Linked DNA regions of Homo sapiens: region 1 is linked to region 2. A link is a contact called in ENCODE Hi-C data. All regions are on one chromosome and are shown on one strand. The core of a region is the stretch at or near the end of the contact, and the rest is flanking DNA. Distances in the headings are between cores, read along the strand shown.

What was found. A loop is a pair of places that touch in the nucleus more often than their neighbours do. Pooled maps may share reads with other maps.
Region 1: a map with no recorded cell type shows a loop between it and region 2 (24-fold over the local background). The contact joins the promoter of MNX1-AS1 here to the promoter of NUB1 in region 2. A Hi-C loop is called at or near these places in 3 of 37 single-sample maps with no recorded cell type and 3 of 50 pooled maps.

Annotation. Positions count from the first base shown.
Region 1 is chr7:157,009,512-157,015,334 of GRCh38, forward strand. MNX1-AS1 (MNX1 antisense RNA 1 (head to head)) reads left to right here and starts at 1,346. Exons shown (of 2, transcript NR_038835.1): 1 at 1,346-1,796. It overlaps MNX1 (motor neuron and pancreas homeobox 1), which reads right to left and starts at 1,152. Exons shown (of 3, transcript NM_005515.4): 1 at 149-1,152. The coding sequence starts at 839. RefSeq lists silencers at 314-363, 374-443, 954-1,563.
Region 2 is chr7:151,337,436-151,343,338 of GRCh38, forward strand. NUB1 (negative regulator of ubiquitin like proteins 1) reads left to right here and starts at 4,377. Exons shown (of 15, transcript NM_001243351.2): 1 at 4,377-4,411. RefSeq lists enhancers at 2,649-2,708, 2,839-2,928, 3,998-4,499 and silencers at 4,097-4,296, 4,467-4,646.

The sequences.
Region 1 (5,823 bases), core at 96-2,595, 5.7 Mb after region 2:
CCTCGCAGGCCCCGGGCAGAGCCGAGGCGGCTTCGCAGCTCTTCCCCCGCTCGCTGGGAGCCAAGCGCAGAGAGGGGCAGGCGGTGCCGGTGGAGGATGCGCGAGGCCCTCCCGCCACGCGCATCCACGGGGGCCGCAGGGTACTCACAGTTGAAGTCGGGCATCTTAGGCAGGATCATGCCCGCGGTGGACGCGCGCAGCCACTGGTCCAGCTGGAAGGTGCCGGCGCCCAGCTTGATGGGGTCGGCGGGGTGCGCGGGGTGCGCGCCTTGCACCTGCGGGTACGAGTAGGAGAGCGCCGGGTGCTGGCCCGCCAGCGCAGCCGCCGCCGCCGCCGCGGAGTAGCCGTAGACCGGGTGGCCGTAGAGCGCCGCCTGCGCCGGGAGGCCCGCGCCGCCCTGCGCGCCCCCAGGGTGCAGCCCCAGCGCCAGGCCCCCAGCGGCGGCGGCGGCGGCGGCGGCGGCGGCAGCGGCCGCTGCGCCCGGATGCGCGTGGTGGTGGGGCCCCCCGTGCCCGCCGCCCGTGCCGCCGCCGCCGCCGCCCGCGCCCAGGAAGCCCGGCTTGGGCAGCAGCGCGCAGTGCGCGGCCAGCAGGCGCGGCGGCGACGGGCTCTCGGCGCGCAGGCGGTCGGCGGGCGCAGCCGGCGGCTCCGAGGACGCGGGGCTGCAGCTGCCGCTAGTCCCGCCGCTCGCCCCGCCGCCGCCGCCGCCACCTCCGGTGCCAGATGCGGCGGCGGCGAGCGACGTGACCAAGGCCAGCGGCGCGCTCTGCGCAGAGGCGGCTCGTGGGGGGTCCACCGCCAGCAGGGCGTCGATGCGGAAATTTTTGGATTTTTCCATCGGCTCGTTTGGGGCTGGCGCTCAGGGCCCGGTGGCGGGCGACGCGGCCGTGTGCGGGCTCGCGGAGTCAGTGCGTGCGGTGCAAGCCCGGGGGCTCGGTATTGTTATGGTGGTTATTTGCCAATAATCAAAGTCGCCGCCGGAAACTCAGCCGAGGGTGACCATGGTCCCGGCGCCTCCTCCGTGCGGGCCCCGCCCCGGGCCGCGCTCGCACAAACTCCCACGCGAGTGCTTCCCCGCGTCCGGGCCCGGGAGCCCGGTTCTTTGCGCTGCAGCCCTCAGGCGACCGCGCGGAGGCCGCTGCCGCCGTGGTGGGGACCCGCGCCCCTCCGCGCACTTGAAGCTCAGCGCGGCTTCCGATTGGCGCGCGCAGCGGGGGCCCGGGGAGGGCCGCGGGCTCCGCCATTGGCCGAGGGGCGCACCTGTCACCGTCCCGGCCGCCCGCCGCCCCGCCCCCGCGCCGCGAGGTCCTAAGCAGCCCGGGCTGTTGCGCGGCGCTGGCGGGCGGGGACACCAACGGGGAGTGGATACTCCGAGGCTCAACCTGGGGCCTCTGCCCGCCCTCCCCTGGGTGCGGAGCCGGACGGCGGGCACTGGCAACCCCCGGGCCCCTGGAGAGCCCCGCGGCGGCCCAAGACCCGCTCCCGAGACACGTGGGCCCCTCCGGACTTGGTTGGTCCCTGGAGCCAGCTGCGCGCGTCCTCTCCGGCCTCCTTGTCGGCGCTGGAGTGGGTCCACGTCTGCCTTGCGGAGCGCGGTGGTTCCACGCTCCTGAGCGCCCACGCTGCGCAGACCTGGCCGCTCTGCGAGGCGACGGCAGCGCACTGAAGACCGTGGTGTTTCCCAAGCCCTCCCTGCTCTCGGGCCTCCAGGGCGCAGCAGGGGAGGGTTTTGTCCCCGTGGCCAAAGCTCTGCAGGTCGAACCTTATCTGCTATGGGAAGGCCCCGCATTTTCAGGTGTGTGTGCGGGGGTGTGGGGGTGTAAACGCGCATGTGAGTGTGAGTTTGGCCTCCACGAATCCTCTCTGGGAGCCCCTGCCCCAGTCAAGGCGGAGACGGTAGATCTGGGCGCTCTGGCCTGCAGAACCCAAGTCGGCTTGCAGACGTCGCCCACGTGCCTGCTCAGTGGAGCGGGTCCTCGGTGACAAGGCTCTTCCTCGCTGCCGAGGGATGCCCATGGGCTTGCGGGAGTCAAGGCCCACACACCTCGGCCCTGAAAAACCCGTGGGGCCCGGCATCCTTCGGAAGCCCTGCCGCTGCGACCCCCGGCCAGTCCCCGGGCAGGAGCGGGGAAAGGCTATGTCTCTCGTGCTGCCGGGGCCTCCTGGGAAGTGGAGAGGAAAGGGCTTCCCGTGAGTGAGCGAGGCACGGAGTGAGCATCCAGGTCTCACCCCTCCCCCACACGCACACTTCAAATATTTACAGTAAAACCACTTCCAAGGGCGTTTTTGAAGCTGAAAGAATCCACACAGGGGTCGGGAAGTCAAGCGGCATCAACACCAGGCTTTGTCAATAGCGCCATTAGACCCAGTTATCTTCCCCAGCAAGCGTGAGAACTGGGAGGGAGTTCCAGGTTCCAGGGCTTGCTATGCAGGTGAGAGGTGAATAAAGGACCGGAAGGGGCTGTGGAGAGGGGAGAGAGCCAAAGAGAAACTCAGTGCCAGGTAAACTTCAAAATTAGCACGCCAGGTTGCTACAAGAGGGATTTTTAAAAAGGCAAATATAGAGACCTTGCCACTTCTCCTCAAAAGGCTTTTGACCTAGGCGAGAGTTGATGACAGTGACTCTGTTGCCATGAGTGGTATCGTTTTCATTATAACACAGGGTAGTTCCCAGATGCACAGGACTGGTTGGAAGGTTAGGAGGATGGCAATGGATGAGTAACTGCAACTTGGAGTAAATGTGATCTGGCTTTGCAGAGCCGACCACTGGTAAAAAGAAATCCCAGGCATTCACATGGAGTTTGTCGTGCCTTTAGATGTCTTTGTGGTGACACAAATGCAGTTCTACCTCTCACTGGAGAGAGGGAAACACGCGCATTTCTTGAACACCTACTATGTGCTATGAGCTTTCTGCAATTCTCATCCGTAATCTTCACTATGACACTAGAAGGAAGATTTTTATCATCTCCGTATCTCCATTTTCTTTTCTTTCTTTTTTTTTTTTGTATTTTTGGTAGAGACGGGGTTTCACCGTGTTAGCGAGGATGGTCTTGATCGCCTGACCTCCTGATCCGCGCGCCTCGGCCTCCCAAAGTGCTGGGATTACAGGAGTCAGCCACCGCGCCAGGCGCCCCCCACTTTTTTTTTTTTTTTTTGAGATGGAGTTTTGTTCTTGTTGCCCGGGCTGGAGTGCAATGCCATGATCATGGCTCACTGCAACCTCCATCTCCCAGGTTCAAGCGATTCTTCTGCCTCAGCCTCCCCAATAGCTGAGATTACAGGCATGTGCCACCAGGCCAGGCTAATTTTTGTGTTTTTAGTAGAGATGGGGTTTCACCATGTTGGTCAGGCTGGTCTCGAACTCCCGACCTCAGGTGATCCACCCACTTCAGCCTCCCAAAGTGCTGGGATTACAGGCATGAGCGACCGTGCCCGGGCTATCATCTCCATTTTCTAGAGTACAAGTTCAGAGAGTTTGGGATCCTTGTTCCCAGCAGACAGTTTGGCCTTAGAGCTGGGAGTGGGACCAGGTCTGATTGCAGAGGCCACACTGTTCCCACCCTGCTGCCCTCAAAGCTTTCAGGTACACCTAGCCCTGAGTCCCCATCCCATCTGTTTCTTTTTGGGGAGGGAAGGATTGTAAAGGAGACCAGAGATTCTTAGCCACCTGTCCCAGGCAGGAAGCCCTAGCTGTGACTCTGCCTCCCCAGGGTAGAGAACACAGCCTTGGCCTCCTCCTCCAGGGGTTTGGCACCAAGGCTGACTTGCCTTTCTCTTCTCATCACCCCCATCTGCTGGGGGCAGATTGCTTGGTCCTGAGGTCAATGATTTAGGGAGCTGGGGGAAGGGAGTGGCTGCAGAAGAAATCTCCCAGGATGGACCTTGGAGAAGATGCTGTTCCTCTCTCCAACCAAAAATACACACTGCCAGGGTGATTTTAGTTGGTGATGGGGTGTGTAGTCTAGACTCATGACATCAGCCATCTCCTTCAACAAAATCACAGTGGGTGTTTTCTGGCTTTTTTTTTTAACTCCTAGAGGAATTAATTTCACCCCTTTTTGTTCTGTAATAACCATGGTCCAAAACCCCTTCACACCCTGTCTCATGTTTCTATTCTGCCTGAGACCTGCTGAGGACACCTCCCTGAAAACACAGACAGGACAACACGTGTGCAGGTCCTTCAGGTGTCTGTACCACCTGTGGGGCTGTGCAAGGCTGTCCGAGGAGGCCTAGCCTAGCAGCCCTGCGTCCTGTCCGGACCGCCCCTCTGGCTGAGGTGCCATTTCAGGAATCTGAAGCTCCTTATCTCGATGGATTTGTTTCTTTGTCTACAGAAGCAGGGGTTGGACCAAATGGACTCTAAGGAGCTATAGGGCCTTAAAATGATCAGATGTTCTGCTTATATTTAAGAATATGTTAATATAAAAAGGAGGTTCTCTGTAAAGCTGCATGGAGAGAGGCAGGTGTGGGGGAGAGAGGGAGCTATCTGGGAAGTGTGGATCTTTGTGTGGTTTACAATGTGTGAGGCGGAGCCTGCTGGGTCTCTTCCTGTTCCCAGTATCTGTATTGATCCAGCCCAGCTGGCTTTGGGGCAGTCTGGAGCTGGGCTTGGGTCTTGGGAAGGGCCACAAAGAGAGATCAAAGGTCTGATCCTAGTAGTGCTACCAAACCTGAGTCTCCAGGTGAGTTTTCTCTCCAGCGGCCCCAGGGGCAGAACTCAGCCCTGGAGAGTTCTCCCTGGAGCTCTTGGTTTCTCAAGACAGGCAGAGAGGGCCTGGTGCACCCTAATCAGCTGGCCCCCACCACAGCTCCTCCCTGCCCAGCGCGGGAGCCTGCTTTCTACAGGCCTCCTGTTAAGGAACTGAAGAGTGCCTGCAGCTGCCCTTCCTTCCACTACTTGGGAAGGAGATGGTGATTTCTACAAACCATCACAAAAGAAAACGCCGTTGTAGTCTGTGTCTGTTTACATCTGGACTTACACACACAACTGGGAACCCGTGAGGACTGGGGAAAAAACCTGTACATTCACATATTCACAAGATGCGAGGCAGGTATCATGCATTTATTTATCATTTAGATATTGCTTTTTTTCCATGTGAAATGGAGCAGTTGCCTGGAAGGGCACTGGGTGGCTGAAGCAGGGGGCAGATCTTGCATTTCCAAAACTGAAGCCCAGGGCCAACAGAGAGGACTTGGCTGCAGAGGGGCCCAGGCACATTAGTCCTGTCCTGCTGAAGCCATGTGGTCTTCGGGGACTCATGCAGTTCCGTTTCAATGTAAACTGTCAAGGCTTTCTTCAGGAAACAGGCATGAAGATGCTGTGTAACTGGCCGGAGGGACCTAAGCACGAGTTTGAGATGGGACTTGCCCCTGGCACAGGAAGTAGCTTAGTTAGGCTGGAGTGGGAGCCCAGAGGGTCAGAGCAGGAACTGCTGGGAGATGCTCCGACCTCCTTCCTGGAGCTCAGAGGGAAGGAGAATCTGTGGAGAGGGCCTAGGCTCACCGGAGCTGGGGACATCTGCTCAGGTCCCCCCACCAACCCCAGCCCCTTCAGAGCAATGGGGGCCAAAGGCATCAAGTCATTCATGCTGTCCTTTGATCTGCTGACCTCCTCTATGGCCCCTGGGAGCTGGGCCTTAAAGGAGTCTGGAAAGGGTAGGCTCAGGATTAGCAACCCAAAGACCTGCAGCTCAAACCCTCAAACCGAGGCGGGGCCTGAGGTGGGCCCAGGTCTGCTGTGTGCTCCGCTCTATGGGTTTTCTCCCTCAGCCCCTCCTCCTCAGCCTCTCCCTGCAACCTGGATTTCCTGTTGCCATTTTAGA
Region 2 (5,903 bases), core at 3,127-5,626:
CTAAAAGAAGTTACAAGGTCATTGCATAGGAGGATTACTCTGATTCCTAGGAAACATGGGCTAGGATGCCTTATTTCAGTGGAGGTCATGAATTCCTGTTGCCATAGTCACTGTGAGAAAGGGCTTGGCCTTCTCACCTGTGATTCAGGTAGAATCATTCTGGAAGCATGTAATCAGTCCTCAAATTTTGTGTTCTGGTTTTGAATCTCTGACATATTCTGGTCCAAATTTTTTAACCCAGGTTCATTTGTCTCAATAGTTGGGTAGGTGCAGCTGGGCGCGGTGGCTCACACCTGTAATCCCAGCACTTTGGGAGGCCAAGGCGGGCAGATGACGAGGTCAGGAGATCGAGACCATCCTGGCTAACATGGTGAAACCCCGCCTCTACTAAAAATACAAAAAATTAGCCGGGCATGGTGGTGGGTGCCTGTAGTACCAGCAACTTGGGAGGCTGAGGCAGGAGATTGGCGTGAACCCGGAAGGCGGAGCTTGCAGTGAGCTGAGATTGTGCCACTGCACTCCAGCCTGGGTGACAGAGCAAGACTCCGCCTCAAAAAAAAAAAAAAAAGTTGGGTAGGTGATACACTTACTCTAACAAGATAAAAAAATAAGGAGAGAGATGATAAATAAATAAATCCGTGGTATTAGTACTACTGAATTAAGTTCAGGATCATCTGTTTGTGTTTTATCCGTGTTTGTTTTTTAACCCCTTTTAATGTTAAAAAGAATTCGATATACAATATTAGTCATGTGACTTTAAGTTTAAGGGTGAATAAAAACTAAGGTGACCTTGGAAGTAAGAAGGTGGCTACTCATCACTGTAGGCTTACCATCTGAGAAACCTCCATGGGAGGCCAGAATAACTTACTTCTTTTGCTTTTTTAAACTTAATTCCAGAAGACATCACATATGCATGACAAAGATAAAAGCACAAGTCTGCACCATTTCTGTGTTCTCAATAAATCTTATTGCCTAAAATATTAAGGAACGTTGAACTAAACATGTGTATTTTCTTTTAGCACATTAAAGATGCCATTCCATTGTCTTCTGGATTTATTGTTTCTGAAGTCAGCTGACAATCTTAAAAGGCAATGCATCTTTTCCCCGGCACCTTTTTTTTGTTTAATTAAATTAAATTAATTTTTTTTTTTTTGAGATGGAGTCTCAATCTGTTGCCCAGGCTGGAGTGCAATGGTGCAATCTTTGCTCACTGCAACCTGCATCTCCCAGGTTCCAGCGATTCTCCTGCCTCGGCCTTCCAAGTAGCTGGGATGACAGGCGCCCTCCACCACAGCCAGCTAAGTTTTGTATTTTTAGTAGAGACGGGGTTTCATCGTATTCGTCAAACTCATCTCGAACTCCTGACCTCAGGTGATCCACCTGCCTCAGCCTCCCAAAGTGCTGGGATTACTAGCGTGAGCCACCGTACCTGGCCCTGGCACCTTTTAAGATTTTATCTTTTTCCTTGGTTTTCAATGGTTCTACTAGAATGCACTGGGTGTGGCTGATTTTGTATTTATCCTGCTTAGGAGTCATAGAACTTACAGAATTTGTAATTTGATGTCTTTCATCAGTTTTGCGAAACTTGGACTCTTGGTTATTATCTTTTCAAATATTGTTTCTGCCCCTTTCTCTCTTTTTCTAGAAACCTGAATACCTGGTAGAACTTTTCATCATGTCCCATGTGTCTCTAATGCTTGTTTCTGTATTTTCCATTCTTTCCTTCTATGCTTCAGTTTGGATATTTTCTATTGATGTGCCTGCAGTTCACTAATCGTGTCTTTAGTTTTGTCTAACATCCAGAGTTCACAGCCTCATTTATTACACTTTTCACCTCTAGAGTTTTCATTTGATTTATTTTTATAGATTTCAATACTCAGGTGAAAATTTTCATCTTTTTTTCTGTTTTCTTGAAAATGTTCATCAGAGTTATTTTAATCAGGCAACTCCAATATCTGACTCATCTGTGGGTCTGTTTCTATTGTCTTTTTCTTTTTTTATCTAGTAACTTTTTAATGAGATGCCAAATATAGCTTCTAAAAAGTTGTAGAGGCTTCAAATGTTATCATTCTCTCAGGAGGGTTTTTCCCTTTCCTCCACAAAACCAAAGACAGGAGTGGCCAATAACCTTAATCCAATCAGGGACTGCATGGAGTGAAGGCTGGGCTGAGGTTCTGGTAGGGTTCAAGCTACCGTTGCCCTCCAGTTTCCAACTGGGAACATGGTGTAGGCTCTGCAGTAACCCACTTCCACCACCACCCTAGCAGATCTCAGACTCGAATCTTTGTTTTGCAAGTCTATCAAAAACTTCTGCTTTCAGAGGCCTTCCATTTACATTTCAGTTTCTTGCCCCATACAAGCCTTGAATTCAGCAATTGTCCTTGGAATTTCCCCCTACATCGCTGTGTTGGTTTTGTGTCCCCAGCAGTGGCCCTCTGTGGTCTCAAAGTCTAAATTCTCAGCCTCATGCTTGTATCCAGAACTGGCAAAAGCCCTCACACACCAATACAAGCCACTGCAGACATTAGCTCACCCCTTGAAGGTTCCTCATTCTCTGGAATATCAAGTCCCCCCATTCTTGCCTCAGCAGCTTTCACTGCCTTCAAACAGATGTTTTCTGACTTCGCTTTCTGGCTTTTCTAGTTGTTGTTAGTGGGAGCCTTGGTCTACTGCAAGCTGCTCCATCACACCTGAGCGTGGACATTCAATTTCCTGATGGTCTACTACGTAAATGTAAAAGTGAAACTATCTTTGTTACTCATCTCAGAGAAAGCCCTCAGAAAAAAATGTCAGAACAGTTTCTGTTGTCCTTCTACCTTGCTGCAATTGCTACTGAGCAATCAACGGGCTTTTTCCTGATGTGCTAGAAGCCAACACCATGGCACGGGCTTTTGAGAAAAGAAAGGCTTTATTGTGAGTTGACTGTCAAGGAGACATGAGGAAACCCTCAGCTCTGTCTCCTTGAGCTTGGGGCTGGGTTGGGTTTTATAAGCATAGGGTAATGACGCATGATCGGATTAGATTTTGCGATGAGGTGATGCTGGGATGCTCATCTGACTGGACCCTGCCATGGGGTGACACCAGGGCTTGATCTGATTGCATTCTGGATCTCACCATGCAGTGCCCATTTCTTAATTCAGTCCCTGCTTTGATCTGAGCACTCAGGTTCCGCCCCTGGTTGCATGCTTGGTTCACCTGGGCATCCTCAGGTTACGTGCGAAACCTTCCATCTGGGAGTCCATGCAACTGAAAAACAACTCACAACTTGGGTATATAAAAGGCGAATCAGATTGGTCTGGTGCGGTTATACAGTTATTAATATCCCTTTGTCAGAAGTCAAAATTACCACAAATTTAGATTAAAGATCTATTGGTTTTTATTGATTCATGAATCAGGATGGCATCTTCTCTGAAAATTTAGAAACGGTGCTCCAACGAGCTGGGCAGAGGAGGTGGGCTTTATAGGTAGAAAAGGGCTAAAGAAAGCAGCAACAGGGAACGAAAAACGGATTGGTCACTGCAAGGTTACAGGAGTCCCCTCTCGTCCACACACAGGTGGTGTGTCCCAAGACCCACAGTGGATGCCTGAAACCTCGGATAGTACTGCACCCCATTTTACATACACACACATATATATATACTATATATATACACACACTTCATTTTTCCTATACATACGTACATACCTACGATAAAGTTTAATTTATTAGGCACAGTAAGAGATTAACAGCAATAACTGATAATAAAATAGAAGCGTCACTGTTGAGCACAGCCTTGGGAATAGGACCTTGGAAGTAGGCAGAGCTCCCTAGGCCTTGTGGTCCCTAGTGGCCGTGGACAGCATGGGGGAGGAAATTCCCGGGAAGCAGCCTAATTTCACCCCAGGGAAGCCCCTGGTGGGCTTGTGGAGGGCGGGGTGAAAAGCCGCTGGTTTAGGGAAGGGGTCCAGCCTAGGCTGAGGAATGAGATGCGGGTTGGGACGGTCCCGACCCTTCCCCCAGCCTCTTTCAAGGATTCTGGAGAAACAAAGCCAGGATCCATTTCCTCTTGATGGCTGGCAAACTGAGCCCGGGCGGGAAGTCCTGGAAGACTGAGCCTGGGGTGGCGTTGGACACCAACTCCCAGGTCCTCGCCCCACACGGCCACATCCTCGCCCAGCCCCGCCTCCGCTTAGCTCCGCCCCGTCGCGGCTCCGCCCCGCGGTAACCACGCCCACACAACCGTATCCCCGCCCACAGCTGGCTTCGCCTTGGCCCCGCCCACAACCCTCTTTCCAAGCGGCGGCGGCGGCGGCGGCGCGAAGGCGACAGCGGCGGCGGGGGCGGGGCTGGCCTCACCCGGAATGAAAACAAACGGCGGCCGCTGCCGCATCCGGGCACTCTGCTGGTCGCGGCGGGAGTGGCGTGGCGCAGGTGAGGACACGGCGGCCGAGTGTCCTCGACCCCAGCCTCAGCAGCACTGCTTGGCGCCCCGGTTCCCGGTCCGACTGGGCACCTCTCCTGGCCAGGGGTGGAGCGGCCGCGGGGCGGGGGTGAGCAGCCATGCGTGGAGCTGGGCCGGGGCCGGGGCCGGGGCCGGGAGCGGTGGGCCGGGCTTCGGGACGCGCTGGCCGTTCGGGGCCCTTTGGTTTGCCCTGAGTTAGGCAGAGGTGTGGGGTATTTAAAAGAAAATATTGAGTGTATCGGTTTGGGGAGAGAAAGGAATAAATATGTCTATAAAAAATTAGCCAAATGCTATACTTGAATCGTAACACTCCGAGTATACCATTTGGGATTTATTTGCAATCAAAGCCAGATTTTCTTTGCTATTTAATGACAAGACACTTGATTTTCTCGAACCTTGACGACCTGATTCTATCATTCTCACCTCCTTCCCTTTTATTTTTAATCAAGAATCTTTCATTTTCCTAAGAAAAAATGAATGTGTCTTGACTAGATATAGTTGTGTTTCAACTATATATAATGTATACTTGAAAAGGTGTGGCTAAATGTAGCAATGATCGATTCATTACAAAAGTGAAAGTGAAATTTTTAAAGGATCGTTATAACGTTTCACTTTCTGCTTGGACCACGGAGTGATATTAATGAGTTTCGTCTTTTCTTAGTTACAATGTGAAACATTGTATGGCATGCATGAAACTTTTTCAGTTCTCATTTCAGTTAAAATTAAAAACTGACTTATTAAACTTGACTTAAAATATGTCGCCACTTACTCTGTTGTCTATAACTGAAGTTCCTTAAGTTTCAAGACAGTGGTTTAATTTTTTTTTAACATTAAATCTTATTCGGTGTAACCCTGGAGCTCTTGTTTGCTCCCTGGAGTGTCTGACACGCACTGGGTTTGTAACACTCCTTCGTCCTTCTGTCAAGTGGTGGCTTGGATGGCATCTTTTTAAAAATTTTTTATTTGTTTATTTTTTTAGTAGAGACGGGGTTTCACCATGTTGACCAGGCTGGTCTTGAACTCCTGACCTCAGGTGATCCACTGGCCTCGGCCTCCCAAGTGCTGGGATTACAGGTGTGAGCCACCGCGCCCGGCCTTGGATGGCATCTCTGAGTACCGCATCAGCCTTTCAAATTGCTTGGCTCCAGTAACCAGCCTGTGAAATTACTGTCCCCCAGTGGGGAGACAGTAGGGTTGCTGTGATATTTTATTCAGAATTTCTGAAGATTCATGAGTAGTATGTAAAGTAGTTTTTAAAGTTATTTGTGTTTGAAAAGCTAACGCTCTAAGTACTAATATGCTTTGCTGTGATAAGCCGTTTGTCAGTGCTTGAAAAATGGAGGATTCTCCCATGGGCCACCCAGGTTGCACACAGCAGCCTCATTGGCTGTGTTATTCCTTCCTCTCTTTTCTCCTCCCTGTCCTGATTAGCCTAATTCTTGTCCCCGCACTGACATAAAA